7 separate regions of the Homo sapiens genome follow, and all the other regions are linked to region 1. A link is a contact called in ENCODE Hi-C or POLR2A ChIA-PET data. All regions are on one chromosome and are shown on one strand. Each heading gives the region's core, a stretch centred on a gene start or an enhancer-like site at or near the end of the contact. The rest is flanking DNA. Distances are from core to core; before and after follow the strand shown.

What was found. A loop is a pair of places that touch in the nucleus more often than their neighbours do. ChIA-PET counts read pairs that join two places held with the same protein, here RNA polymerase II (POLR2A). Pooled maps may share reads with other maps.
Region 2: a loop to region 1 is called in a pooled map, with 9 times the contacts of the local background. The contact joins the promoter of ADCY3 here to the promoter of ASXL2 in region 1. A Hi-C loop is called at or near these places in 6 of 50 pooled maps. POLR2A ChIA-PET finds 5 or more read pairs at or near these places in 2 of 52 experiments (PC-9 and activated CD4-positive, alpha-beta T cell).
Region 3: a map of CD8-positive, alpha-beta T cell shows a loop between it and region 1 (7-fold over the local background). The contact joins the promoter of EFR3B here to the promoter of ASXL2 in region 1. A Hi-C loop is called at or near these places in 1 of 168 maps with a recorded cell type or tissue (CD8-positive, alpha-beta T cell), 2 of 37 single-sample maps with no recorded cell type and 9 of 50 pooled maps. POLR2A ChIA-PET finds 5 or more read pairs at or near these places in 2 of 52 experiments (H1 and activated CD4-positive, alpha-beta T cell).
Region 4: a loop to region 1 is called in a pooled map, with 8 times the contacts of the local background. The contact joins the enhancer-like site here to the promoter of ASXL2 in region 1. A Hi-C loop is called at or near these places in 2 of 37 single-sample maps with no recorded cell type and 9 of 50 pooled maps.
Region 5: a loop to region 1 is called in a map of CD4-positive, alpha-beta memory T cell, with 7 times the contacts of the local background. The contact joins the enhancer-like site here to the promoter of ASXL2 in region 1. A Hi-C loop is called at or near these places in 1 of 168 maps with a recorded cell type or tissue (CD4-positive, alpha-beta memory T cell), 1 of 37 single-sample maps with no recorded cell type and 7 of 50 pooled maps. POLR2A ChIA-PET finds 5 or more read pairs at or near these places in 3 of 52 experiments (activated CD4-positive, alpha-beta T cell, activated naive CD4-positive, alpha-beta T cell and endothelial cell of umbilical vein).
Region 6: a loop to region 1 is called in a pooled map, with 3 times the contacts of the local background. The contact joins the enhancer-like site here to the promoter of ASXL2 in region 1. A Hi-C loop is called at or near these places in 4 of 50 pooled maps. POLR2A ChIA-PET finds 5 or more read pairs at or near these places in 3 of 52 experiments (PC-9, activated CD4-positive, alpha-beta T cell and activated naive CD4-positive, alpha-beta T cell).
Region 7: a loop to region 1 is called in a map of naive thymus-derived CD4-positive, alpha-beta T cell, with 8 times the contacts of the local background. The contact joins the promoter of DNMT3A here to the promoter of ASXL2 in region 1. A Hi-C loop is called at or near these places in 1 of 168 maps with a recorded cell type or tissue (naive thymus-derived CD4-positive, alpha-beta T cell) and 8 of 50 pooled maps. POLR2A ChIA-PET finds 5 or more read pairs at or near these places in 2 of 52 experiments (PC-3 and activated CD4-positive, alpha-beta T cell).

Annotation. Positions count from the first base shown.
Region 1 is chr2:25,876,157-25,880,098 of GRCh38, forward strand. ASXL2 (ASXL transcriptional regulator 2) reads right to left here and starts at 2,331. Exons shown (of 13, transcript NM_018263.6): 1 at 2,010-2,331. The coding sequence starts at 2,066. RefSeq lists an enhancer at 1,391-1,440 and a silencer at 2,351-2,510.
Region 2 is chr2:24,918,589-24,922,530 of GRCh38, forward strand. It overlaps ADCY3 (adenylate cyclase 3), which reads right to left and starts at 1,649. Exons shown (of 22, transcript NM_004036.5): 1 at 1,095-1,649; 2 at 1-596. The coding sequence starts at 399. It overlaps LOC124907742 (a long non-coding RNA gene), which reads left to right and starts at 1,756. Exons shown (of 2, transcript XR_007086246.1): 1 at 1,756-1,984; 2 at 2,410-2,870. RefSeq lists silencers at 1,034-1,763, 1,794-1,853, 1,894-2,103, 2,114-2,203.
Region 3 is chr2:25,039,927-25,043,868 of GRCh38, forward strand. EFR3B (EFR3 homolog B) reads left to right here and starts at 2,150. Exons shown (of 23, transcript NM_014971.2): 1 at 2,150-2,393. The coding sequence starts at 2,387. RefSeq lists enhancers at 1,158-2,107, 2,108-3,056 and silencers at 2,014-2,633, 2,764-2,843, 2,954-3,083, 3,414-3,543.
Region 4 is chr2:25,213,939-25,217,880 of GRCh38, forward strand. No RefSeq gene overlaps it. Among named protein-coding and RNA genes, the nearest start is that of LINC01381, 12 kb to the left of the region's middle. RefSeq lists a silencer at 2,023-2,362 and an enhancer at 2,456-2,973. Within about 2 kb of position 2,218, at least 23 of the 41 ENCODE cell types and tissues checked have a DNase peak (open chromatin) inside an H3K27ac peak, as active enhancers do.
Region 5 is chr2:25,270,804-25,274,745 of GRCh38, forward strand. The region is part of intron 6 of DNMT3A (DNA methyltransferase 3 alpha); the gene reads right to left. Among named protein-coding and RNA genes, the nearest start is that of MIR1301, 56 kb to the right of the region's middle. RefSeq lists an enhancer at 2,247-2,747. Within about 2 kb of position 2,693, at least 19 of the 41 ENCODE cell types and tissues checked have a DNase peak (open chromatin) inside an H3K27ac peak, as active enhancers do.
Region 6 is chr2:25,293,417-25,297,358 of GRCh38, forward strand. The region is part of intron 3 of DNMT3A (DNA methyltransferase 3 alpha); the gene reads right to left. Among named protein-coding and RNA genes, the nearest start is that of MIR1301, 33 kb to the right of the region's middle. RefSeq lists enhancers at 1,262-1,381, 1,838-2,359, 3,346-3,847 and a silencer at 1,664-1,958. Within about 2 kb of position 1,860, at least 34 of the 41 ENCODE cell types and tissues checked have a DNase peak (open chromatin) inside an H3K27ac peak, as active enhancers do.
Region 7 is chr2:25,339,801-25,343,742 of GRCh38, forward strand. DNMT3A (DNA methyltransferase 3 alpha) reads right to left here and starts at 2,125. Exons shown (of 23, transcript NM_022552.5): 1 at 2,026-2,125. RefSeq lists silencers at 848-967, 1,248-1,487, 1,588-1,757, 2,048-2,257, 2,318-2,797 and an enhancer at 2,918-3,037.

The sequences.
Region 1 (3,942 bases), core at 1,081-3,580:
GAATCAAAGAAAAATACCAAGCTACTAATATACTGGTACCCTCAGGAACTCTACTGATCAAAGTAGTCTTTCCATCTTTTAAATACTATTTTTCACATAGCTAGCTAGGGCATGAAATGAGCAAATATACTAACATAGGAAAAGCTAAGTAGATGCAGACTAATTTTTCCTATTTGTCGCAATCTCCCAATGACTATTTTATCAAAGGGATCATAATTCAAAAAACACTCCTAAGATTCTAGAAACTTGTGTAATATTAGTGCTTTGAGAGGCCAACGGCAGGAGGACTGCTTCAGCCCAGGAGTTCAAGACTAGCCTAGCCTGGGCAACATAGAAAGACCCTGTCTCTACAAAATATTTTTAATTAAAAAAACAATTTTAAAGACCCTAGGAACTTAAAATTAATTAGCATAAATTAGGGTCCAGGTCTGCTTACCTATAATTAAAATTTATCATGCTTCTTTTATTAACAGAAAGAGGTCTTGAGGTATACTGAGAGTAAAACAGCCCTCTGTGGGGATGCAACCTCTACACCTTCAAAAAAAAGTATAGGAGTCTTATCTTTTAGAGGGAAACTACTAGCACAGGAAGATATACAAAGACATATTGTAAGTGAAAACACCCAGTAAGTAAAATGTGCTATTATTTCTTAACTTTTTTACATTTCCAACTAAGAGAGATACAAATTGAAAACTCATCAACCTCCTAATGCATAAAGTTTACAAAACAAATGCACAAAGTTTAGAAACAAATGCACAAGACTGAATAAACAGTATGACCTAGATTTGGGGAAATAAAGAGACTAGACGGTAATATACCAAATGTTAGCAGATACAGCCGAGCGGTGAAATAAATGTGATTTTTTTTAAATGTTCTTCTTTATACTTTTTTATAATTTTCCAAATTTCCCCACAGTGAACATTACTTTTATATTTAAAAAACTCATTAAAAAATAAACCATATGGCATCTAATAAGGGTTCACTAAGAAGGGCTACGTTGTCGAAGTATTACCGGCATTAATCACCATTAAAGGGGTGAACACCTCTCACTTTCCACTATTAAAATGCTGCCGTTTAATGCCCTATTACTTTTCTGCTGCACCCTCAACGATGTATGAACTTCACTATCTCCTGCCATTTCATTTCTGCATACAACATGCTTTTAATTTTTTCTTCTTAAAATATGGTAAAAGTTCTCACTAATCCTCAATATTCCACTTTTTAAAATCTACCTCTAAATTTCGTCATAACACAATTAGGGGGAAAATTGTTTTGCCCACTAATTACAACTTCATTAGGGCACCATCCCTTTGGCTAGGGTAACGTGAAGGCCGGGTAAACTACACGTCCCACCATGCATTGCTGCCTTGTTCAGAGTAGGTCTCTACGGAAACAGGAAAAAAAAAAATTCTACAAGTCCCACCTGTTACTTCGTTTCTAAACACCTCCTGCACTTTCGGCTCCAACACCAAACAAAAACAAAAGCCTCGTGATCTCTCGTCTGCTCCGGGAGCCAGACAAACAGGGGGCCCGGGGTCACAGGCACGTCCGCTGTAACGGGTAAATTCTATCCAGCTCCAGCGCTCCCCTCTCCTTTCCGGGGCTGGATGCACGCACAAGCCTTCTCCTATCTGCATCCAATGGGGGCTCTCCAGCCGCACAAGGGAGAAGAACCGGTTACCGTGCAAGCACCACAGACTTCCCCGTGCCGGGGCGAGGGCTACCACAGAGCGGAGGTGATATCGGCTCGACCCCAAAAGACAGCCTCAAAACACTGAGAGGACTCGCCGCAGACGCCGAGGGACGCCACGGCCCCGCGGCTATCACGTTCCGCCGGGCGCCTCCATTCCCACAGGGATCGCAACCCCGACACTAACCGCCGCCCTCTCCGCGCGGTTTTGTGCCCCTTCAGCCGGGTCCCTGGGCCAGTGACCTCCCTTTCCCTGCGACTGGCGGGCGACAAGGGAACAAAATCCTCCCGGCCTTCCCCTTCGCTCCCTCCCCCTTACCGTCTTGGCGGCCTCCGCCCAGGTCCTGCCCTTCTTCCTACGTCCCTTTTCCCTCATGTCGGGTCTTGAACTGACTGGGAGGCTCCCGTGTCCGGGCTCCGGCCGCCCTCCCTGCCTGCTCTGCCCTGCGCTGCTTTTCCCGCGGTGCCGGGAAAGGTGGGAGAAAAGGGAAGTCAGACCGGGGGGGCACCCAAGCAGAGGAAGCGGCGGGGGTGGTGCGCGGGGGGGTCTATGGGGCGGCCGGTCCTCTTGCTGCCGTTGCCACTGCTACCGCCGCTGCCATATTGGGTTCTTACTGTACAGGCTGCCGCTACGGTCATGTGACCGCTCCCGCGCGGCCGTCACTACTGTACGCAGCCGGCCGCGCGAACGAGCGCGGGCGCGCCCCCGCCTCCCAAGCCCGGCCGCTGAGCTATCGAGCCGGCGGTCTGCGGTACCTCGCCACGCCCCCGCCCTTCCGGTCTCCGCCTCTCCGCAGGAGCATGCGCGCCAAGGAGGCCCCGGCAGTAGCTGTAGTCTGACGCCTGGCGCTCACACCTACAGCGAATATCTGCCTGCGGAAGCGGAACCTGTGCCATCCGGGAAAGCTTACTGAGCGGATCCCGCCTCTTGCGAGGCGCTGCACAGGCTGTGTAGACCTGGGGAGCTGAACTCTTCCCTCAGTGGGTGGCTCTGCCAACTATCACTTTAGATCAGCCCTGCGTTTGTGTTTTCTCATTTATTTGCATTTTTACAGAGGTTATCTTTTTGAAGATAGGCAACAATTCTCGTCTGCCTATTAACCCCATTCGATAGGCGAAGCAACTGAGATTGAGTGACTTGCCAAGCTCATAAGTCTGGGATGTAGAGAAACCAAAAATCAAATTGCCAGCTCAGAGCCCTTTCCATCTCCCCAGAATGCCTCAAACTTAGGTGACTTTGTTTTTAAGGCCACCAGTAACTGCATCCATGCTTTTACATGTGAAGCTACTCATCAATGACAGAAATGGTGTCTTCTTTATTTCGGTGAGCTCAGTCCCTAGCATAGTGCCTGTACATATCAGGCGCCCAGTAAATATTTGCTGAATGATTCACCTATTTCTGTGGTCAGAGACCATTATTTGTAGTATCCGTAACAGCTTTCTGAAAGATCCAGAATGTGGCATCTTCTCTTACATCATCTACACCTTGATACCTTGCAAAGTAAGAAGAATGTAGTAACAACTGCTGATCTCCCAAATCCACCTGCTTCCAGAAGCTGCTTCCAAACAATCCAGTAAACTTACTATAGTGTGAAATAGGACTGAGGATTGGATTGCCTCTTGGGAGGAAAGACAGGTGAGAGCAATACTTAAAGTTTATGGATGCGTTTCAGAAATTCATGGACTCCCTAAAATTATGAACTATATTTTGTGTGTTATATGTGAATTTTTTAAGAGGATTCATAACTTTTCCTCCATTTTTCAAAAAGGATCTGTTGTGCAAAAAAAAAAGAGAAAAAGATATTAAAGGGAGTTTGAGAGGCCATCTAGAAGTATCTAGATACTTCCTTATATTTCCGTTCAGTCATGGATCAAACAGCCTATTTCAGCAATTGATATGGATATATTTTCCCAAATGTCTTTGGTAATTCATAGCCTTATGCATTACACAGGTAGTATGTACCACCTCCCTCCAAAGCTTATGTCTGTAGTCTAAGAAGGCCTTCTCGCCAGGTGCGGTGGCTCACGCCTGTAATCCCAGCATTTTGGGAGGCTGAGGTGGTCAGATCACTTGAGGCCAAGAGTTCAAGACAAGCCTGGCCAACATGGAGAAACCCCATCTCTACTAAAAATACAAAAATTAGCTGGGCCTGGTGGCATGCGCCTGTAATCCCAGCTACTTGGGAGGCTGAGGCAGGAGAATCGCTTGAACCTGGGAGGCAGAGGTTGCAGTGAGCCCAGAGATCGCGCCA
Region 2 (3,942 bases), core at 399-2,898, 960 kb before region 1:
CCGGTCCGGGAGCAGCCCCTTTTTGCAGAGCACGAAGAGGATGATGTCCAACACCAGTCCAATTCCAGCCACGGCGAGGGAAGCCAGCTTGTCGCTGGAGAAGACCACAGCACACATGACCACCACGTAGCAGTCAAAGAGGGCTGCAAAGACCACCAGCACCAGCAGGGTCTCGTGGCGCTGCCTTTTGAAGTAGGTCTGGTAGAGGTTCTCCAAGGACTCCGGCACGAAAGTCAGCCGCATGAAGCGAGGCAGGCACAGGCAGGAGCCCGAGTTCCGGACCGAGATTTCATGGGTCCGGCCCACCCCGCGGTCAGGGTCGGAGGGCAGGCTGACGGAGTACTCGGCTGAGTACTCGGCCGAGTATTCGGGCTCGGAGAAGCCCTGGTTCCTCGGCATACTGGCTGGTGTCTGCTACTGGCCCTAGAGAAGTGGACTGGGAACGGAGGAAGAGCTCTGGACTGGGCCTCCTCTCAGGGCTCTCTGAGACCGGGGGAGGGCTGAGGGCCTCTTCTTGTCTGGGGCGGAGGGGAGGCCACCTCCAGCAGGAACGCAGAGCGGGTTTCCAGAGCACAGGTAGCACTGATCAGCTAGAACTGAAAAGGGCATTGCTGAGTAGAAGCACCTCTTCCCTCCTACCTTGCGGTTTCCCCATGACCCGCCCTAACCCTCATAAAAGGATCTCTGCTGCAAGAGCCTCCCAACCCAGGGCCTTCCCTGCCACCCCCGGCTCACACCACCGCCCACCGCAGGCACACTTAGTCCTGTCCACGCCAGACACTCAATTTCCTGTCCCTGGCTTGTGGAAGGGCCTAGCCGCCTTTCCATCCCTGGTAACCGGTTTCTCTCTGTCATCTCTTCTTTCTCAGTCCCCGACTTCCTCACCTAAATTCCCTCCAGGCCCAGTCCTTAGAAGCTGTAAATAAAATGTGCCGGAAAGAAATCAGGACCATCGTGGGGGATTCCTGAGCCTTCCTTCTGTTTACTTCCTTTTTCCACCAAACCCTTGGAGGCTCGGGCTCCGATCCGGCCCCCTTCCCACGCTCGGGGCGCTGTCTTCCCCCCCGGAAGCCTGGCCCTGCCCCTGCGTTTACCTGTGCGGGAACTCGGCCACCGCGTGCTCCGGGACGGTCCCCGCGCGGGCTGGGGCGGGAGAGCTCGGCGCGCCCGAGGGCTGCTCCCCGCAGAGCCGCGCCGCCCCGGCAGCGCCTCGGGGCCCGGCCGGAGCGCGATCTCCCGCCGTCAGGCCCGGGATCCGACCGGGAGAGGCGCAGGGCTGCCCCTCAGCATCCGCGGGCGCCCGGCCGCAGGGGGAAGGAGGAGGCGGCGACGAGGGCTGGGAGATCCGTGGGCGCCGGCCCAGCGCGCCCGCCCTGGGGCTGAGGCTCAGGGGCAGGGGCCGTGCGGGGGCCGGCAGGCGCGGGCGGCGGCGAGCGCGGCTCTCCGGACCCCTCCCCTGCACCCGCGGCGGCGGCGGCTGCTAGGGGCGCGCGCGGGGCCCTCCCCGGCGGGAGCGCGGGCCGAGCCCGGGGAAGCCCGCCAGCATCCTCTCGCCCGCCCGCGCCGAGCCGAGCCAGCCGAGTCCGGGCTCGGCGTGCTGCACAGCTATTCCCCGCGCGGCGCCGGCGGCTCCGGGGCCACGCGCGCTCCAGGCCCCGGGAGGCGGGAGGCGGGAGGCGGGAGGCGGGCGGGGCGGCCCCTCCCTCGCCCCAGTCTCCGCCCTCTCGGCGGCGCGTTCCGGAGTGGGGCGGCGAGGGAGGCGCCGGGCGGCGGTCCCAGGACCCGCGCGGGCGAGAGGTGGAGGGGCCCGGGCGGCCCCCGATCCGGCGCGGGCGGCGGGCTGGGGCGATGGCTGCGTGGAAGCGCGGGCGCGGGCGCGGGCGTGGGCGGTGGGCGGTGGGCGGCAGGGCTGGGGCGAATCCACCCCTTCCAGCGAGGAGGCCCGGTCTAGGAGGATGGAAGCCCGGGACGCGCCCGCCCGCAGGTGAGGCGCGCTCGGGGCACCCCGCCGCCCCCTCCTCCGCCGCGGCTTCCTTCCGGGCCGGCAGAGGCCAGGGCTCAGGTTTGGGGACCGCTCCGCCGCGGGGCACGTGGGGCCTAAGTATCCCCGCCCACCCCGGGAGCCCAGACTCCGGAGCGCCGGGCCTGAGCTTTCCGCAGAGGGGCTCGGCAGCGGAGCCCTGTCCTGCTCCCAGGAGGCGGGTGGCGGTGGCCCGGTGGGCACTACACACGTGGAACTGGAAGAGTTCCTGAGACCCTGCTTCGAAGAGATTTCCCGTGCACATTCTACCCGTTTGAGATGTGTTTGAGTTCACAAACTGTCCCTTAAAGATGCGAATGCTCCTTTGAATAGTTAAACCTATCAGTCTCTTACACCATAGTATAAATTATTTTCCTTGCATTTGACAGAACACCGTGCTAAGATCAACTACAGGCTTTGGGAATTTAAATAAAGGAAGAGGAAAGAGATAGAATGTTTTGGGACAAAAGGGACAAAAGCATGTGTGGGAAGGTAAGTGCTGAGGACAGCCAGCAGCAATAGGGGGTCATCTCCCCTGGGGAGAGCTGAAGGAATGAACAGAGGGGAGAGAAACTTGGCTATCCAGACCCTGGATGGAGCTGCCACCCCATGCCCCTGAGAGTTATCCGCGGGCACCCCTTCCAGAACCTCAGGCATCACCTTGCATCCCTCGGGGAATGGATCCATTAGAGAATCGATCCTGCCACTGCTGTTTCTACCGTTCCCTCACACTCTGTCTGAAAAGGCGCCACCTTCAGCCCATACTTCGCAGGGCTTTGATTCCAAAGGTAGGGGACCTAACATCAGATATAGGAGTTTGGTAATTTAAATAAAGCAAAACTTTGCCCCATTGTTTTATTTTATTTCTATTTTTTATTTTTTCGAGACTGAGTCTCACTCTGTCACCCAGGCTGGAGTGCAGTGTTGTGATCTCAGCTCACTGCAACCTCCACCACCCAGGTTCACGCAATTCTCCTGCCTCAGCCTCCTGAATACCTGGGATTGCAGGCACACACCACCAAGCCCGGGGTAATTTTTGTATTTTTAGTAGATGGGGTTTCACTATGTTGGCTAGGCTGGTCTTGAACTCCTGACCTCAAGTGATCCGCCCACCTCAGCCTCCCAAAGTGCTGGGATTACAGGGATGAGCCACTGCTCTGGGCTGCCCCATTGTTTTAATTTGCTGGAGGTTTTTGGGTTTTGGGGGGGATTTTTTTTGGAGGGAGTTATTTGTGGTTTGTTTTTTGTTTTTGTTTTTTAAAAAGGAAGGCATTTATTTATTTATTTATGAGACAGAGTCTCACTCTGTCGCCCAGGCTGGAGTGCAGTGGCCATCTCAGCTCACTGCAACCTCCGCCTCCTGGGTTCAAGCAGTTCTCCTGCCTCAGCCTCCCAAGTAGCTGGGATTATAGGCACCTGCCACCATGCCTGGCTAAATTTTGTATTTTTAGTAGAGACAGGGTTTCATCATGTTGGCCAGGTTGGTCTCGAACTCCTGACCTCAAGTGATCTGCCTGCCTCAGCCTCCCAAAGTGTTGGGAATACAGGTGTGAGCCATCATGCCTGGACTTTGCTGGAGGTTTAAACATTTATTTTGAATTGTCACATGATGTTAAAGAGGACATGACTTTTATGTTTTACAAAGGGAGATGTAATGTACGGCAAGGCGCAGTGGCTCATGCCTGTAATCCCAGCTCTTTGGGAGGCCGAGGCAGGCAGATCACTTGAGGTCAGGAGTTCGAGACCAGCCTGGCTGACATGGCAAAACCCTGTCTCTACCAAAAAATACAAAAATTAGCCGAGCGTGGTGGCGGGTGCCTGAAGTCCCAGCTGCTCAGGAGACTGAGGTGGGAGAATCGCCTGACCCTAGGAGGCAGAGGTTGCAGTGAGCCAAGATCGTACCACTGCACTCCAGCCTGGGC
Region 3 (3,942 bases), core at 900-3,399, 840 kb before region 1:
CCGGCTAATTTTTGTATTTTTAGTAGAGATGTGGTTTCACCATGTTGGCCAGGCTGGTCTTGAACTCCTGATCACAGGTGATCCACCTGCCTTGGCCTCCCAAAGTGCTGGGATTACAGGTGTGAGCCACCACGTCTGGCCTCAAGTAATGTTTTTATCAGTATTCATCTGGAATTCCCTGCTAGACCTTTCATTCTTTGAAGACAGACACTGCATTTCCTTCTGTACTGTAGACACCAATGTTTCATGAGTATATTTTGTGTTGAGCAGAATTGTGGGAAGGGAGTGTCTCTGGGTGATCATATCAAGCTAGAGCTGAGATTCTCCTTCCTGCTCCAGTTCAAGTCTGACTCTCAGTCAATCTTAAAGCCACCTGGCCTGGTCCTGGAACTGAAGAACAGAGACAGAGGTTATTTGTGAGATGCAGGGAGTGTGTGCCCGGGGTAGGGGGGTCTAGACTAAATGTGTGTTCCAGGAACCATCCCAGGGTTTCCCTTGGGGCTGGCATGCTGCTAAGAGAGTCAAAGAGGTCAAGGAAGAAGAAGAAAACCTGGAAACAGCAAGAGAGTGGGGCGCGGGCGGGAGGTGGAGGCCCAGGCCAGAGAAAAATAGGAAACATAAGTTTTGAGTGCAACAGACTGAGCACTGTTTCAAGAGTCTGGCAACCTGGATTCTTTCTCTGGCTCTGTTCCTGCCTTGAGCCATGAAGGAAGGAAAAAATATACATGAGTGCCCACTGTGTCATTTCATGTAGATTTTATTCCAGTTTCCCAACAGTCCTGCAGGAAGCTGGGGTTGAGAGAGTAGATCATTGGCCTACAGACACACAGCCCAGCCTAACAACATAAATTAACCTCTCAACGTTAAATGAAGTAAAATGAAGTTCAGTTCTTAAGTATCTTTAAGTTCCTTTCCTCTCTAACTTCTACTAGTAGAATATTTCTACCAGTAGAAAAAAACAAAAGAAAACCCAAACAACTCTCAACCATGGGCCAAGAGAAACTAAGAAATCGATATTGAAAGGCCAGGAGGGGCAGGAGAAGTGGCTCAGGCCTGTAATCTCAGCACTTTGGGAGGCCGAGGCGGGCGGATCACTTGAGGTCAGGAGTTCCAGACCAGCCTGGCCAACATGGTGAAATCCCTTCTCTACCAAAAAATACAAAAATTAGCCGGGCGTGGTGGCACGCACCTGTAGTCCCAGCTACTCTGGAGGCTGAGGTGGAAGAATCGCTTGAACCCAGGAGGCGGAGTTTGCAGGGAGCCGAGATAGTGCCACTGTACTCCACCCTGGGCGAGAGTGAGACTCCATGTCAAAAAAAAAAAAAAAAAAAAAAAAAAAAAAAAAAAAGACGGGAACGTGTGCAATGTAAAGAAGGCTGGATGAGAAGCCCAGGGAAGTCCTGAGCTAGCTTAGGAGAGATCTTCAGGTGTGGGCGTAGGCATGAGCCGCTGCCTCTCTGTGCCTGTTCCTCATAGGGTCACGGCAGGTGCAGAGCTGGAATTCAAGTCGGCGCTGGGGCTCAGCTGGAGAGGATCCTGGCGGCAAAGCTTGCGAATTACACATATAAATCAGGGAGAGGAAAAGCAAGCGGACTTCCTGCAGCCCTTGGGGGTTGGGAGTGGGGTGCGTTTCCTGCGTCCCTGACCCGGGAAGGACGCTGTTTGGTGGTAGCAAGCACCTAGCCAGAGAGTGGCTGGGCACCTAGCCAGAGAGTAGCTGGTAGGGCGCAGCTGAGGGCTGGAGGGCTTCATCAGAGAACGGCGCTCAGCTAAGGTACCTAGCCAGGAGAGGGTGGAAGTCATTCCCCAATTCCCATCCTTGCGCCCCCCGGCTTAGCCCACGCAGCCTGGACAGAACTGGAGGAGGGGTGCACCTGCAGCTCTCAGCGCCCCGGCTGACCTCGAGGACCCCAGGTTAGGGAGAGCTTCCGAGCGCTCCGACAGGAGCAGGGAGTTGGGGTGGGTAGCTCCGCAGGTGCACGCTGCGGCCCTTAGGGCGACAGCCTCGGAAAAGGCGCATCTCCGGCTGTGGGTTTCTCGGGGGCGGGGCGCAGGGGCGGGGCGGGGCGAGGGGCTCGCAGAGGCCTCGGGTTGGCCGAGCCGGGAGGGAGGAGCATTAGTATTAGCATAGCCCCCGCCCCCTGCGCGCAGCAGTGCCCAGCAACCCGAGCGGAGGCGGCCGCTGCAGCCCGGCGCTGAATGGGCTGGCGGCGCCCGGCTCCGTCCTGCCCGCGGCCGGCCCCCGCGTCTGCTCCCTCCCCGCCCGGGCCCCTGTCGGCCGCCGCCAGTCCCCGCCCCGACTGTGAATGAAAGGCGGGCGCCGCCGAGGGCTGGCTGGGAACGCCGCAGCGACGCCGGCCTCTCGAGAGGCGCGCGCCCCGCCGAGATGTACGGTAAGGAGGGCTCCGCGCCCGGGCCCGGGCCCGCGGGGGCGACTCCGCAAACTTCCCCGGCGCGGACCATTGTCCCCCTGCACGGCCCTGGCGCGGGGCCAGGCCGCTGACCTGGTGCCCGGCGGGGCTGTTGCGGTCGCTCTGTGCGCGCGCGTCTGCGCTGCGAGGACAAAGATGCCTCGGGCCGGGGACCCTGGGGTCCTCTCCAGGCCCGGCGCGTGCCGGTGCTGGGCGGTGGTCCTTCGGGGGGCGGAGGCTCAGGGGAAAGCGGGTCTCCCGGAGCCGAGCAGACCGGGAGTGCTGGAGGAGGTGGTCGTGTGGCAGCATTTGCGGAATTAACAAAAGCGGTTTGTGCCTGGGAGTTTTCTGTGGGAAGCCGGTCCAGGGCTGAGGGAGACGCCCGCGGCCGGTCGTCTGCGCGGCTCGGAGAAGGCGGGAGGCGGCGCCGGCGGCGCAGAGGCCCGGGGAGCAGCCAGTGGCCGAGTCTCGTCTCGCCCGCCTGAATGGACTCGGCCTCTGCCTGCCCCTGCCGCCCCGCGGGATCCAGGTTCACCAACTTCCAGATTTTCCCTCCGCAGTGATGAAGGGAGGAGACGCTGCTGAGAGGGTGCAGCACAGCCCTGACCTCTCCCCGCCTCCACCGCCATCCCCTCAACTGCCGTGCAACAGTTAGCCAGACCCTCACGATGCACGGCTCTGCTTGATCATTTGCTAGGACTCCCTCTGGTTTTGCAGGCAGTGTGGGTGAAGAAGAGAGAGCGCGTTGGGTCCCACATTGCAGCTCTGATGAATGGAGCACTGGAGACCTAGACCAGTCTAGGAATGGACTGCATTCCTGAGCCTGCAGCCCACCAAGGGCTGTGCGTGTGTGTGTGATCCCGGTAGACATAAGTCCATGAAAACCCAGGTCTCTGGCAGCTCTTCTAGTGCCAGCAAAATAATTGGAGCTGTGCTCACCTCCCACCCCCACTGCAAGGTAGGGGCTCAGGCTGCACTTGAGGGGTCAGTGTTTGGAGAAGAGTGCGTTCCCAATTTAACCCATCACTGAGGCTGCTCGGCTGCTCAGCTGCCTCGCTCCGCGAACAGACTGTGAGTCACAAAGTTTGTTAGAGGCAGAGGAAGCTGAGAGCCTGGTGGAAAGGCTCAGCAATTGGTGGGCCCCCCTACTGAGAGAGAGAGAGAGACTGACTCAACTTTTTCATCGGTCTCCTTCCCTGCCCAGTTGCTCAGAAATACGTTTGCATTTCTGATCCAGGGTGAGACATCAGCAGGTCCCCTCAGCAAGTACCATTTCTCTTGGACCAAGTGGGAGGAGGGGGAGGTTGGCCTGAGAGGCTGTGCTGCTGACCACTGGGGACTCTGGGGAAAGGTAAAAAGGCGGTTATGCTTTATAAGCCAGAGGTTGTGATATGTATGTATATATATAGGAGTATGTGTGTATTTTTTTACTCTCTCTGTTTTCCCCCTCTTCTTTTCTGCAGAGGTAGCAGCCTGAAGCTGCAGATCATTTGACAAAAGCATGTGACTGCAGGGGCACCTGCAGTGGGGA
Region 4 (3,942 bases), core at 968-3,467, 660 kb before region 1:
AAAAATACAAAAAGTTAGCCGGGTGTGGTAGCGTGCGCCTGTAATCCCAGCTACTCGGGAGGCTGAGGCAGGAGAATTGCTTGAACCTGGGAGGTGGAGGTTGCAGTGAGCCAAGATCGTGCCACTACATTCCAGCCTGGGCGACAGAGGGAGACTCCAAACCCCCAAAAAAAACAAAATTGAGAAGTAAATATTCTAAAATGTCAGTAGTGGTGGGATTTTTAAAATAAACTTTTAAAATAAAAATTTTATTGACCTATACTTTGCATACAATAATCTGTACCTATATTAGTTGAGTTTCGATAACATACTCATGTAGCCACCAGGTGGTTCAGTATTTTATTTTCTTCTTTATGCCTTTCTTTAATTTCTAATTTTTTAAATTCAGTGGACAAGTGTGATGAGTAATTAGGTAAGAACATGTACAGAGGGAGACAAAGAGAAATAATTTCTAAGTCTCTGGCCTCGCATTCATAATCTAGGGGAGGCCAGTCCCTGAGAGAGGACAGATTGGCCACTGGAGTAGGCTCTCAGCTACCAGCGGCTTCTTCTTCTTTTTTTTTAGACAGAGCCTCACTCTGTTGCCCAGGCTGGAGTGCAGTGGTGCGATCTCGGCTCACTGCAACCTCTGCCTCCCAGGTTCAAGCGATTCTGCTGTCTCAGCCTCCTGAGTAAATCGGATTACAGTTGTGCGCCACCATGCTCTACTAATTTTTTGTATTTTTAGCAGAGACGGGGTTTCACCATGTTGGCCAGGCTGGTCTCGAACTCCTGACCTCAAGTGACCCACGTGCCTCAGCCTCCAAGTGTTTGGATTACACTGCGCCCGGCCGCACCAGGGCCTTCTATAAGCACTGCCTTATGTGCCTTCCCACAGCCACTCTTTGAGAAGTTGGTTAAGGCAGAATGTTCACCCACTGCAGGTGAATACACCACAACTCAGAGAGGTCAAGTGACTGGCCCATTAAGGGGGAATCACAGAGCCAGTTAAGTGCAGGTGAGCCCAGGGCTCTCTTCATTAGCCATCCTTAATGGGTTCAAGGAGCCCAGATGGACTTCATCCAGGTCCGCAGGTGTCACTAGCTCCTCAGAACTGCAGGAAATGAGGCCAACCCCCTGTCTGGACACAGCAGCCTCACAGCCTGGTCCGCAAGGACAGCAGCCCACCCTGCTTCCCACCCAGGCTGGCCACGGATTTGATTCAGGAGGGGAACGGTGGAATCTGGCTCAGAGCAGGAGGCCTGCTTCTTCTGGAGACCTATTAACGCCTTGAGCACTCAAAAAGGGTGACCCACCGCCTGCCCTCCTCCCCAGCACAGCCAAAAATGACCTTGATCTTTGCCAAGCCTACCCAAGAAGAGAAGGAAACGCCCCTCCTCGGCAGCAAGGCAGGGTGTACAATCCCTCCTATTCTCATATCCGCTTCTCCACCTCCAGCGAGGGATCCTACCAGAGCCCCTTGAGGCTGCAAACCCAGGGGAGGCTCCTCCAGGCCCCTCTAACTCAGTGAAGCTAGAGATGCAGTGCTGAGGACTTACATGGAGAAAAATGCACAAATAATAGGCCCTTGCAGCTTCAGTCTGCCCTGGGAGGAGGCTGTGGGCCAGGATGACCCTGTATACATCCCAACCCAGCACCACCACCAACACCAGCATATACAGCATTGATTATGCTCCTACTACTTATTGATTACGCTCCTACTACAGTAGTTCAACAACAACAAAAACTTCCTAGCGCCAAAGGTTACCGGAGGTTGCCACCCAAACCCTCTGGGACCCCTCATCACTAGACTCCTGCTCCTGGCGACCACCCGAGTCCCATCCCCACCAACACACGCGACTTCATCCAAAAGTTCTTCCTCTGAGAACGCCAAGAGACACCCAAGGGACTCCAGGTAAAGGTGAGCCCTTCCAGCAGTCGCCCTCTGGCTCGGCACGGAGGGGGGCGCTCAGCCTTTCTGGGGCAAATTTAGTAATATGGGACCCGAGCCCTCGACCCGAAATACGCCCGAGGCATTTATCCTAAAAAACGACAAGGTCCGGGCGCCCAGCAGAACGGCCCGGCTCGACCGCGCGCAGCTTGCAGGCAGGGGGGTGTGCAGGTCACCGCGCCACCCCGGCGAGCAGAGCCGCGGAGGGCGCCACGTCGGTGCGCTGGCCCCGCCCGAGCGGGGCGGGACCTTCCTGTACCCCCGGAAGCCCCCGCGGGCAGCTGGGGAGGAAACCGCGGCCACGCGCTCGGGGGGCCCGGCTCGGGAAGGGCAGTGCGCGCGCATGCGTTGGGGCGGGGCGCCTGGGACCTGCGGGCCCCAGGCCCAGCGCGCCGCCAGCCGGAGTGCCCGGCGCCCGTCGAAAGGCCCCTGCGCCGGTTCAGGACCCGCACCCAGCTACGCTGCGGAGCCCCAGCTCGCAGCACCCTCCCACCCACCGCTCCTGGCTGCTTTTCTCCTGAGTCTGCGGGGCGGGGTCGTTTTTGTTTTTTACAAAAATGTATGTAAAGGTATTTCGATGAGTGAAGGAACACGCTATAATGCTCACTCAATGCAGCATCGGTGATAATTGCGCCGGCGGGCGCGGTGGCTCGCGCCTGTAATCCCAGCACTTTTGGAGGACGAGGAGGGAGGATGGCTTGAGCCTGGGAGTTCGAGACCAGCCTGACCAACATGGAGACCTCCATCTCTTAAAATAAATTTTTATCTTTATTTATTTTTATTTTGTATTTTTTTTGAGACGGAGTTTCAATCTTGTTGCCCAGGCTGCGGTGCAATGGCGCGATCTCGGCTCACCGCAACCTCCGCCTCCCAGATTCAAGCGATTCTCCTGCCTCAGCCTCCTGAGTAGCTGGGATTACAGGCATGCGCCACAATGCCCAACTAATTTTGTATTTTTAGTAGAGACGGGGTTTCTCCATGTTGGTCAGGCTCATCTCGAACTCCCGACCTCAGGTCATCCGCCCGCCTCGGCCTCCCAAAGTGATGGGATTACAGGCATGAGCCACCGCGCCCGGCCTATTTTTTAAAAAATTTTTTAATTACCCGGGCGTGGTGACGCGCATCTGTGGTCCCAGCTACTAAGGAGGCTTAGGCGGGAGGATCGCCTGAGCCTGGGAGGTGGAGACTGCAATGAGCCGAGATCGCGCCACTGCACTCCAGCCTGGGCGACAGAGAAAGACCGTTTCTAAATAAGTAAATAAATAATAAATAGAAAAAAAAAAGATAATTGCACCTTCCAAGGAAAAGGTAATACTGGAACTGTCCAGGATAAGGAAATGGATTAAATAAATCATGGAATATTTCTGGGTGAAGTAGTATGCAGTCATTAAAAAATGGTGTTTTCGGCCGGGCATGGTGGCTCACGCCTGTAATCCTAGCACTTTGGGAGGCCAAGGCGAGTGGATCACTTGAGGTCAGGAGTTCGAGACCAGCCTGGCTAACATGGTGAAACTCCGTCTCAACTAAAAATACAAAAATTAGTTGGGCATGGTGGCCGACGGCTGTAATCCCAGCTACTCAGGAGGCTGAAGTAGGAGAATCGCTTGAACCCGGCAGGCGGAGGTTGCAGCGAGCCGAGATCGAGCCATTGCACTCCAGCCTGGGCGACAAGAGTGAGATTCTGACTCAAAAAAAAAAAAAAAAAAAAAAGGTGTTTTCTGGGAACAGCCTAGGTAACACAGTGAAACACCATCGCTACAAAAAAAAAAAAAAAAAAAAAAAAAAAAAATTAACTAGGCGTATGGCATCCCTGTAGTCCCAGCTACTTGGGAGGCAGATGTGGGAGGATCACTTGAGCCTAGGAGTTCCAGGCTTTAGTGAGCTGTGATCATGTTGCTGCAGTCCTGTCTGGGTGACAGAGTAAGACCCCATCTCTAAATAATAAATAAATACATACATAAGTGATATTTTCCAAGAATATTTAGTGATGTGGGAAAATGTTCACAATAAAA
Region 5 (3,942 bases), core at 1,443-3,942, 600 kb before region 1:
CAAAATGAGACTGAGAAAAGAGGAGAAATGTCTGTGCTGTTGTTACACCACTTAGAAAACATTACAAAAAATTAGCCGGGTGTGGTGGTGCACGCCTGTAATCCCAGCTACTCGGGAGGCTGAGGCAGGAGAATCGCTTGAACCTGGGAGATGGAGGTTGCAGTGAGCTGAGATTGTGCCATTGCACTCCAGCTTGGGCAACAAGTGCGAAACTCCGTCTCAAAAAAACAAAAACCAAAAAACAAAAACAGGCCTGATAGGCCGGGTGCAGTGATTCATGCCTGTAATCCCAGCACTTCGGGAGGCCAAGGCGGGCAGATCACCTGAGGTCAAGAGTTCAAGACCAGCCTGACCAACATGGTGAAACCCCCATCTCTACTAAAAATACAAAAAGTTAGCCGGGTGTGTCAGCAGGTGCCTGTGATCCCAGCCACTCGGGAGGCTGAGGCAGGAGAATCGCCTCAACCCAGGAGGCGGAGGCTGCAGTGAGCCATTGCACTCCAGCCTTTGCACTCCAGCCTTGACAACAAGAGTGAAACTCCGTCTCAAAAACAGACAAACAAAGAAAACAGGCCTGATAGCAACAGCTACTACTCTTGAGTCTGAGGGCGACTTGGGAATCTTGAAAGCTACCTGTGTTTTCCCCATTCTTGATACCTGCATCTAGCCCCTTCCTAACCCCAGGCATAGCCCAGGAGGAGACTGTGTGACAGTCAGGGCCTGGGCCCCACATTGGAATAGGAAACGTAAATTCTAATTCCATTCTAGTCCTGTTCCCAATTCTTCATTGGGAGCTTGTGGCCAGTTATAAAACTCGGTAGCCCCAAGTCCCCTAGTCTGAAAATGAGATCAGTAGTTCTAAAACTTGTACTGGAATTCATGGATTCTTTAATTACAGCATAGGAATAAGGAATAATGTTATTAGCAGAAAATATATTTTGTTTGGAGATCTCCACATTGCAAGTCAAGTGTACTAAAGTCTTTTAAATTAAATCAACATTTTGGTTTTTCTAATAATGCCCACTGCTACCTTCATTGGTTGGGAGTGGGGATGCAAATGCCAAGGGTTGAAGACTTACTAGAAAATCTTTTGATAATTGCTGGAGCCAGGTGATGGCAATGGGAGGTCGTTACACTACTCTCTGCTTCTGCATATGTTAGAAAATGTTCATGAGTTTTACAAAGTCTGTTTTGTTTTTTTGAGACAGAGTCTCGTTCTGTCACCCAGGCTGGAGTGCAGTGGCACAATCTCGGCTCACTGCAACCTCTGCCTCCTGGGTTCCAGTGATTCTCCTGCCTCAGCCTCCCAAGTAGCTGGGATTACAGGTGCCCGCCACTATGCCCAGCTAATTTTTGTATTTGTAGTACAGATGGGGTTTCAACATGTTGGCCAGGCTGGTCTCAAACTCCTGACCTAAGGTGATCCACCCGCCTCGGCCTCCCGAAGTGCTGGGGTTACAGGTGTGAGCCACTGCGTCCAGCCCAAAAAAGTCTTTTTAAATTTTAGTAGAGACCTAAAATTGAGAAAATGTATCTATGATCTAATTTTTCCTGGGAGTTGAGGAAAGAACCCTTTTTTTCACTGTAACTGAGGGCAGGCCTCCATACTGCTTCTTCAAGGGAGCAGAGTTTGAGAATCATGGAATTTCTGAAAGTTCTTCCGGTTCCTAAAAGTCATAGTCTAAGCTTCTTGCCCCAGGGCTAAATGAGAACAGAAACACTTCGCTCACAGAACCAGGAGCTAAAAAGCAAAGCCCCTGTTTCTGGGTTGCGGGGAACCCAGGAGTGCAGCGACTGACTTGGAGAGAAGAGCCCCATTCCTGAATTTCCACCCCAAACACAACATTCCACGCACAGGGGTAAGTGCCTCTCCTCCCAGACCTCAGACAGGCTGCCCTTTCTCCGGGCTCTTCCGGGAAAGTAATTTCTGCCTTCCTGGATCCCAGAGGAAAAGAAAACAATCAAGCAGCCAGAACCCCCACCCTGTTCTGCACTTTCTCTTTTTTTTTTTTTTTTGAGACGGAATTTTGCTCTGTTGCCCAGGCTGGAGTGCAGTGGCTCAATCTCGCCTCACCGCAACCTCCACCTGTCGGGTTCAAGCAATTCTCCTGCCTCAGCCTCTTGAGTAGCTGGGACTATAGGCACGCACCACCACACCTGGCTAATTGTTTGTATTTTTTTTTTTTTTGAGACAGAGTTTTGCTCTTGTTGTCCAGGCTGGAGTGTAGTGGTGTGATCTCAGCTCACTGCAACCTCCGCCTCCCGGGTTCAAGTGATTCTCCTGCCTCAGTCTCCTGAGTAGCTGGGATTACAGGCGCCTGCCACCATGCCCGGCTAATTTTTTGTCTTTTTAGTAGAAACAGGGTTTTGCCATGTTGGGCAGACTGGTCTCGAACTCCTGACCTTAGGTGATCCGCCCGCCTCAGCCTCCCAAAGTGCTGGGATTACAGGCATGAGCCACCACGCCTGGCTAATTTTTTGTATTTTTGGTAGAGACAGGGGTTCACCAAGCTAGCCAGGCTGGTCTCGAACTCCTGACCTCCTTTCAGCTTCCCAAAGTGCTGAGATTACAGGTGTAAGCCACCGCGCCTGGCCTCTGTTCTGCACTTTCTCTAGAGAAAGCTCTCACACAAAGGCGAACAGACAAACAGGGCCGCCTTCCCCTGGAGGCCTGGGGTAAAGACGAAATGAGAGCTGAGTTCACGTGAAGTGCCCCACGTGGTGGCAGTTTCCTCTCTTTTCCTGTGCAGCTAGGTCACCACCCACTTCTCTTTGTACCCAGTTCTCTACTAATCAAACATACAAGACAGCTCAAAAATTGTGCGTGGCGAGTTGATTTCCCTCCTCAGTCTTTCAGCCTCCATTTTCTCACCTCTCTGCATGGCTGAAGCCCTCCACGGGCTGTTCCCACCTCCCCGACCCCCACAGAAGCTTCTCTATAAAGTCACCAGCTCCTTTCCAGGTTGTCCAACGCCATGGGCATGTCTCAGTGAATTCAGCTTTCCCTAGGGCTGGGCAGCCACCCTCTGGGAAAACCCCGTGCTTCCCCAGACACCGCTCTGTACTGCTTTCTCCCTCAGTCCCTACTGCCTGCCACTCCTCCTCTCCATGTGGCCCAGAAATGTCGGGGTTTTCATGGACATGTTCTGAGACTTCGTCTCTCCTCCTTCTCCCCTTGCTGAGCCCTTAAGTTCCCATGGATTTAAATGCCAGGGTTCTGCTCTCAAATCCCACCTCTGTCGCCCGTACTTCCCTACAGCCCAGACTCCAGGCACCTGGCATCTCACACGGAGCCCTCAATTCCCACCTGTCCCAAACTCATCCTCCCCTGGGTCTTCCCATCTGAGCAAATGGCACAACCATCACCAGGTGTTCAGGCCAGACCCCTGTGAGTCCTCCTTGAGTCCACCAGTTCCCCTCCCTGCCGGTCCATCAGCAAGCCCTAGCTATTCTAGCTCCAAAATACACCCCAAAGCTCTTCTCTGTCTCCACTGCTGCCTCTCAAATCCACATCACATCCTTCCTGTGCACAGAAACCTTCTATGGCTGCCCAGTATTGTCAGAAGTAAGCCAGCTTTTGGGCAGACTCTGCAGGTCTCCAACTGATGTGTGGAGCCCCGCCTGCCTCTCTGGCTGCATCTGGCCCTTTCTCCTTTGCCATTTCACCCTGGCATACAGTTTGCCAAACAAGTCAAGGCCTTGCTGGTGCTGTTTCCTCTGCCTAGAACACTCTCCCTGACCCCACTCCTCACAGAGCCAGCTCTTCGGTTCCTTCAGACCTTAACTGAAATGCCACCTCCTCCAAGAAGCCTGTCTTGACCACCCCAACTAAAGCAGGCCTCTGCTATCTTCTATTTCAGCCCCTTGTTTCTTTATGTTCTGCCTGTCTCCCCCATCAGAATGTCAACTCCATGAGAGCAGGAACCGTATACGCCCAGGGTC
Region 6 (3,942 bases), core at 610-3,109, 580 kb before region 1:
ATTTTTCAGAGAGGATAAAGAGTAAAAGCCCCTCAGGCTGCCTGCAAACTACCTTTCCAATCAAGATTGAGAAGATTTTTCTTCTTTCTTTGAGACAGGGTTTTGCTCTGTCACCCAGCTGGAGTGCAGTGACACAATTATGGCTCACTGCAGCCTCAACCTCCCGGGGTCAAGAGATCCTCCTGCCTTAGCCTCCCAAGTAGCTGCGACCACAGGTGTACCACCATACCCAGCTACTATTTATTATATATATATATAAAAATTTATTTTTTTGAGACAGAGTCTCCCTCTGTAGCCCAGGCTGGAGTGCAGTGGCACAATCTCGGCTCACTGCAACCTCTGCCTGCCCAGGTTCAAGCGATTCTCGTGCCTCAGCCTCCTGGGCAGCTGGGACCACAGGTATGTGCCACCACATTCGGCTTTTTTCTATTTTTAGTAGAGATGGGGTTTTGCCATGTTGGCCAGGCTGGTCTCGAATTCCTGGCCTCAAGTGATCCACCTGCCTCAGCCTCTCAAAGTGGTGGGATTACAGGTGTGAGCCATTGCACCCAGCCCCGTATACATTTTTCAATGAATCCCTAGTCCCCTCAGCCAGGCCTGTGCCTGTGTGCTCATGGCCCCTGCCTTTGGGCCTCCCCACACTCACCCTGCCCTGCATGCCTTCCTTCCTCCACACCCAGCTCAGCTGGGGTCGGGGGTGCCTCTCACTTTCCCCTTGACTTCTCCAAATGTCACCTCCCTTCTAAGGCCCAGGTCAAGCCCCACCTCCTCCATCTTCCCTGGCTTCCCCGGCATCCTTAGGAGTCCCACTGCACTTAAGTCCCCACCATGGGCTAGGCCCTTCCATGCAGCACTCCAGTAGCGGGCGTTGATTTCACCGCTCAGGTCGGGGAGTGGGTGGGTGGAGCTGCAAGGTTCATAACCATAGGCTCTACCTCACAAGCAGTGTGTCGGCCTGTCTTCCTCATGCCTTCCAAAACATGAGGAGACAGAGTGGGCAGCAGCGTGTACTGATGCAGGCTCGCAGGAAGAAAAGCCACCTCTAGGGGTGGGCCAAGGGCTGCAGCCCAGGAGTGGGAGACACGATGTCAGGAAGTTATATGCATAAAAGGTAGGGGCACCATATCACCCAGCCGAGGTCCGGAGGGTTAGCCCAGGAGCGGCTCTGATCTGAAAACAAGCAGGGCTGCTGAGCTCTGTCTTAACTTGGAGAAGAATCAAAGGTCCTATCAGGCTGGAAAGCTAGCCAGTGCTGCAAACCTCCAAGAGCTGCCATAAGCTGTACCTAGCTGACTTTTGCCTGCAGCAGAATGGTTCCCTGACTTCCCCATTTAGGTTACCCCAAGTCATCTGCTCTGAAGTGGGGCAGTTTGCCCTCTTGGACTGGCTCACTCCTGCGGTGTTGGAGGGTCAGCCCTAACACCAGCTTGGGCTCAGCTGAGCTCAGCACCAGCGCCCAGCCCCCTCCTCCTCCTCCCTCCCATTCTGGGTTATTCTTAGCAGGAGGTGACCTCAGAGTGCTCCCTCTGAGCAAAAATAACCCTGGAGGAAGTTGGTGGGTATAAATCGTCAATGAATAAATACGCATCGCTAGTAAATAGGGGATGGAGCCCCACAGGGCCACTCACCCCCCAGGGCCTTGTGGGCAAAGGCAGAAACTCTCCCTTCAGGGCTCCAACCGGAACCACCCATGAAGGACAAAGGCCTCTGCAGGACTGTCTGGGCTGGCAACCAGGCAGGAACCAGCCTCAGACACCCACACTTGTCACCCTGCAACATCCTTAGAGGCTGCCCCTTCCTCCCCACCTCACACCCACACACGGGCTCAGCTCCACGCACCAGCCCCCGCCTCCCTATCATGGGCACTGGCCAGCCCGCAGGCCCTGGCCCAGGTGCCAGCTCCCTTCCTAAGCCCCGCCCTGCCCTGCAGCTGACTTCCTGTTTCCTGTTGCCGGCTCTGACTGCAGCATCCTGGCTCTCTGGCCAGTGCTGCAGACAACTAGGCCGTTGCCGATTTTAAGCAGGCGCACCTCTTTGCCCTCAGCCCCCTGCAGCCTTCGGCACTTACACACAGGCTCCCTGGTATTTGTGTCAATAACTCTCTTCAGTTCCATTTTCTTTGTATGCTTTTTGGACCAGTTCCACACACTTTTTCCAGCAGCCCTGAATTCACATATTAACTGACAGAGAACCCCTGGGTAGGTACCCAGTAGCCAAACTGCACGGATGCAGTGATAAGGAGGAAAGAGCACCATAGGCTTTGCAGTTGGGAGGTGTGAAGTCCAAGTCCTGATCATCTTCTCTGAACCTCAGTCTCTTCTTCTGAATGTGGGGATAATGAAAGCGGTCCCCAACTACCTCACGCAGGTTTGTCAGCATCAAATAAGGTAACCCCTGTAAAACGCCTTTGTAGGCAGTAACATGCTGCATAACCATGAGCCTTTACTGCTGGTCTCTGTCCTCAGTGAGGCAGGCAAACTCAGTGTGGCACAGCTCAGCGACTATGCAATGGCGGTGCATTTTCAAACTGTCAGGGATGAAAGCTCAAGCTTTGGTTCCAGATTTTTAAATTCTCAGTGCACCAAGAAATGATACGGTTGTAAAATATAAAATCACAGCACGTGGATGTGGCAACATTGTCACACACACATAAAAGCTTCTGAATAGTTATACTCAGTTCTGTACCGACAGGTGACAACAAATGCTTCTCAAAGTGAGGTCTGCAGACCACTGCAGTCCCATGTGTGTGATCGGTGGGCTTGGAACTTGTCTTTATCAGTTCATTTTTATTAACTTTGGAGACAGTTGGAGAAGGGAAAGGCCAGTGTGGGTCACAGTGGCTGAACTGGGCTTCATTTTCAGGCTAGGTTCTACCGGGCTGTGGTGCTGGGGCAGGCGGAGAGAAGGCAGGCTGTGGAACTGTGTAAGGGGCGGGCAGGAGGAATGGCTGGCTAGTGTGTTTGGGGAGCAGTGAGAAGGTGAGGTTTCTGTGGCCAAAGGGGTGGCATCAGGCATAGCAGGGAAAGGAGTGGTCAGATGGTGAGGGGCTGGAATTCAGATCTTGTCCCCTAAAAAATGGAGTCCCGGGGGGTTCCTGAAGAAGGACGTGCCGGTGCTACATTTACTGTGATTATGTGTGGCCTCCTCTCTCCAGCACACTTGACTGAAATAGAAGGCATCTTCCTCTGGTGGCTTCCCGCACATGGTCAGTGCTCAGGAAGTGGAAAGTGTTTGTCGTGAAGGGAGCACACTGGCCTGGGCATGCAAGGGGCAGGTGGAGTCTGGTTTGGGTGAGGGCAATGCCAGGGGGCAGAAGGCACCCAGGGACAGATGCCTGTTGAAGGCCAAGACAGACAGTCCTTGGGGGCAAAAGGAGGAGAGAGCCCAGGATTTCTTGGGCTTGGGGGTGGGACCTGGTGAGGGCACTAGTGGGTATATCTGGACCCTCCCTGTCCAGCGCTGGCTGTGGAAGCTCACAGCCTCCAGCCAGGGTTTCATCTCTTACTTCCCAGTCCCCATCCCTGTCACACCTGTCAGGACCTGAGCCAAGCTCCTTCCCCAGGCTTAGCTGGATGACACACTCAGCTGCTTTAAAGCTCCCTGGCAAATCTATTCCCAGGGCCACAGCTGCAACAGGTCCTCAGAAGCCATCTCTCCTGTGCTCCTGCATGGGAGGGGAAGAGGCCAGGACCAGCACCTGCGACCACAAGGGCTGAGCCTTGGCTGCAGCAGGAATCCCCCAACATGGGCTCCCAGGAAGGGCCATGCTGGCTGCTGTCCTCGGGGTCAGTCTTTCTCGGTTCCTCCAATGTGCAAGGAGTTGCTTTCCCAACAGCTGACTTCCCAATCAGCTTCACCTTTACCATGCTCCTCCTCACCCTGGGCCTCTCCTGAGAGGCCAGGCGACGGCAGGTGTAACCTAGGACTTGGGCTAGAACACAT
Region 7 (3,942 bases), core at 875-3,374, 540 kb before region 1:
ATCCCACAGGCCAGTCCTAACACCCAGGCAATAGCAAGGCGAATAGCTCCCCTGGCTGCAGCTGTCACATCTGCCCGCGAGGGAGGAGGCGACACTGGAGCAGCACCTGATCCCAGGATCCCTTCGTAGCCGCCCGCCCAGGAGGCGGGTTCAGCCGCTGGCAGCCTAGGGTGAAACATGAAGACTGAGCAGGCCCTCAGGGATGCTGATGGCAGTCTCTGGGCACGGCAGTGAGGGGCAAGTTGGGTCACAGGGCGGACAGCGCTTCTCCCCAAGGCTTCTGTCCCCGCTGGTTTGGAGGGGGGGTAGCTGCGCGGCCCTGGGGCTCGGCCCTGCCCACCCTCCCGCCTGCCGCAGGCCAGAGCTGCCCTGCTGGGTGCCAGACGCCATGTTGGGTCAAGGTGCAGCCGCAGGGGGCTCCCCTCAGGAGCCGGGGGAGGCAGCCCCTGGGAACCAGAGGGCACTGCTCCCCGCCCAGGGCGCCAACACCTCCTCAACTGGCCGTGCAGCGGAGAGAGGGTGCCAGGACGGAGGGGATGAGGAGAGGGGGAGAAATGGCAGAGGGGCGCTGGGGTGGGAGAGGGTGCCCCCAAGAAGGGAGGCTTCAGGAAAGCGAAAAGCAGTTTGGCAGCCCCAGGGCCGCGGGCCCCAGCGATGAGGGGCTGGGGGAGGCCAGGGGCGGGCCCTGGACCCGCGCCAGCCCGGTCCGCGCCGAAGGGGAGGGAAGGCAGGGCGGCCTGGGGGAGGGGAACTGGGGTGAGGGCGGGACACGGACAGCCGCCGCCTGCGGCTCCGAAGCTCGAGGTCTCCCGGGGTGCGGGGACGTGGGGCCGAAGACCCCGCTCCGCAGCCGCGGCGAGGCCTCGTCCTTCACTGTGCAGATGCGAAGCTTTCAAGGACACGTCTGCACCGGCCCGGCGGGGTGCGTGTGCGTGAGTGTGTCCGCGTGCGTGGGAGTGTGCGCGGGGGTGCTGGAGGGGCGACCCCGGGCGTACCCCCCCTGCGCCGCTCCCGGTCCCGGCCCCGCTACTTCCACCCCCGCGTTTTCCGGCCCCCGCGGCCCGGGCCCGGGCCCGGGATCCTCGCCCGCCCCCGCCCCGCCCCCACATTGCGGCGCCGCCACCGCGGCCGCCCGGGCACCCACGGCCCGCGGTGGGGACAGGGAGGAGCCGGGCACGACCACCCCTCTCCGTGCCGCCGGCACTCCGGGGGAAGGTGTGCCCCCAAGGCGGGCGCTCTCCCCGGCCCCGCCGCCCCTCCCGGCCCCGCCGGCGCCCCGCACCCCCAGCCACAGGTGGCCGGAGGAGGATCGCGGCGCGGCGCTCCCCGGCCCGGCCCCGCCATCACCCCTCGGCCCGCCCCCGGGGGCCTCCCGGGTCCCCCGCCCCGCGGGGCCGAGGAGGGCCGGGCGCCGGGGGGAGGGGCGGGGGGCCGGGTCGTGCCAGGCTGCCATTTTCTGCCGCCGCCGCGGAGCCTGCGCGGGGCCCGGCCCCCGCCCCCTCCCCCGCTCCCCCGGGCCGCCGCGGGGGCCGATCCTTCTGGGTCGGGGTCCGCGCCCTCCGGCGCCCTGGCCGCGGGCTCCAGGCGGGGCCGCGGGGCTGGGGCAGAGCCCGGAAGGCGGGGGCGGCCCGGCCGGGGCCCCTGCGGCAGCGGCGAGCCGGGCACCGCGGCGCAGGCCGGCGGTGGAGGGGCCCCCCGCGGCATTGTATAGACTTGAACTTGAGCCCGGAGCCGGGCGGGGGCGGGGAGGGGGGTCCGCGCCGGGAGCGGGCGGGACGGGAGGGGGCGCCTGCCGAGCCCGCGGGGACATAAACAAACCCTCAAATCCCCCGCGCCGCCCCGGCCAGCCCGGCCCGCCGTCCCCGCCTGCAGTCCCGGCCCCACGGGCGCCCGGCGCCGAGTTGCAGGGGTCCGGGAGCGTGCCCCGAGCCGGGCACTGCCAGCCGCGGCGCCCCCCGCCCGGCTCCCCGGCTCCCCGCCGCCTCCGGGCCGGCCTTCCGGGCCGCCAGCAGCGGCGCTCATTACCGTATGGCCGGTGGGGTCGGGCCGGCCCGGCTGCGCGCCCTGGTGCCGCGGCGCCGCGTCCCGGCTCGTCCTCTGCTCTCGCCGCCGCCGCCGCCCGCGCGCCCTCCCTCCCTCCCGGCCCGCCTGCCTGCCTCGCTCGCTCGCTCCCTCCCTCCGCTCGCTGTCGCGCTCCCTCTCTCCGCCTCCTCCGCCGGGTCCCCCCCTCCCACCCCTTCTCTCCGCCTTCCTCCTTCCCTCCCTCCGGCCGCCCGCGGGCCCAGGCCTCCGCCCGCCGCTCGCCCCCCGCGGCCGCGCTGGCCCCGGCCCCGGCGCTGCGGAGCCGGCCCGGGAGGCAGCGCCGACTGGGGGGCCCCGGGGCGCCGCGGCGGGAGCGGCCTGGGCGCGCGGCCGGTCCTAGCGCCCTCGGCGCGACTTCCCGGCCTCTGCGGCCCCGCCGGGGTCCCCGCACGCCGCTTGGCGGAGGTCTGGACCCCGCACCGCCCAGACCGGGGGCCGGGCCCCGGGCGCCCCGCCTCGGCCGCGCTCCCGGCCACTCAGAGCCCCTCGAGTCGTAGCCGAGCTCCGGGCCTCGCCGCAGCCCTCCCCACGCTGGGCGCCCCGCTACCTGGCGCTGCTTCTGCGCTGGGTCCCCGCATCCAGCACTGGCCGCAGGGACAGCGGCCCCTCCTCTCCCCGGGCCGGTGTCAAGTGCCTCCCCCCGCAGCCCGCGGAGCCCCCGGCGGCCTTCGCCCTGCAGTTCTCCCGACCTCCGCCAGAGCCCACTGCGCTCTGCCTGCCTCAGCACTGGGGCTGGGGACAGCAGCGCTGGCCCAACCGCGCCGCAACCCCCAGCCAGGTGCCGCCGCGGAGTAGAGGCCACTCTGCTCTACAGGGCCAAGGTCGGAGCGCCAGGCTCCTCCTGGCCGTCCCGCAGGCTCCAAAGCCTCTCTGAGATGAGCTGCCTTGAAGGGAGTGAGTTCCCCGTACCTTGAGGTGTCCAAGTAGAGTTGGGTGTCCTCAGTTGGGCACTGGAAGACTGAAAGATTTCATGAGGTGGGAGGTTGAATGAAATGACATTGAAGGTCTCTTCCAGCTGGAAGATTCTGTGTGTGCCTACACACCGCCCTCACCCCTTCACCGTGGGGGCTGTTCTCCTTCCCCATGGAGCGCTCAGGGCTCTAGGTTCCTGACTTGGGGCACCTCTGTCTAATTCCACCAGCACAGCCACTCACTATGTGCTCATCTCACTCCTCCAGCAGCCGCTGTAGGACTTGGGGCTGGGCACCCCCCCACCCCCGCCTCCAGCCTCCTTGCGCGCCCCAGCACCCCACCAGCCACCCGCAGCTCTGCACCCCGAATTCTACTCAGCACTTCAGCTATATCACAGTGCCCTGAGCTCCCTGACTGGCACAGGACATGGCGTGCTCCCTTCCCAGGGACCCGCCATCCTACTTGTGGGCAGGGATTGCTGGAGTTGGTGGTGGGACTCACTTCACAGTGAAGCGGATCCTACTTTTCCCTTCTCCCCATGCAGCCCAGCACCCGCCCCCCCAACGCCACCCTTTTAGCGTCACAGAACCGAGTTGCCAAGTTCTCTGGGACCGGGAGCTGACCTTTCATACAGACGGGAAGGTTTTCCTTCGGGAGGTTCTCCAATGCTTCCAGGTCCCTCCGTCTCCCCAACCCCCACCCTGAGCCTCGATATCTGAGACCAGCTTCTAGGCCATAGTTCTGGCCGTTTTCAGTGTCACCCTCACTCAAGTGGCCACCCCGCCCTACTGATGATAGGCCCTGCTGTCCATGGTCCCCACCGGCCCAGAGACTCCCAGTGCTCTGTGAGGACAGGGGCCGCGTCTGTCATCCCTGTAGCCCAGCACTTGGTGCTAGGAGATTCTCAGTAAACCTTGGTGGAATTAACATGTGACCCTCCTGGGCTGT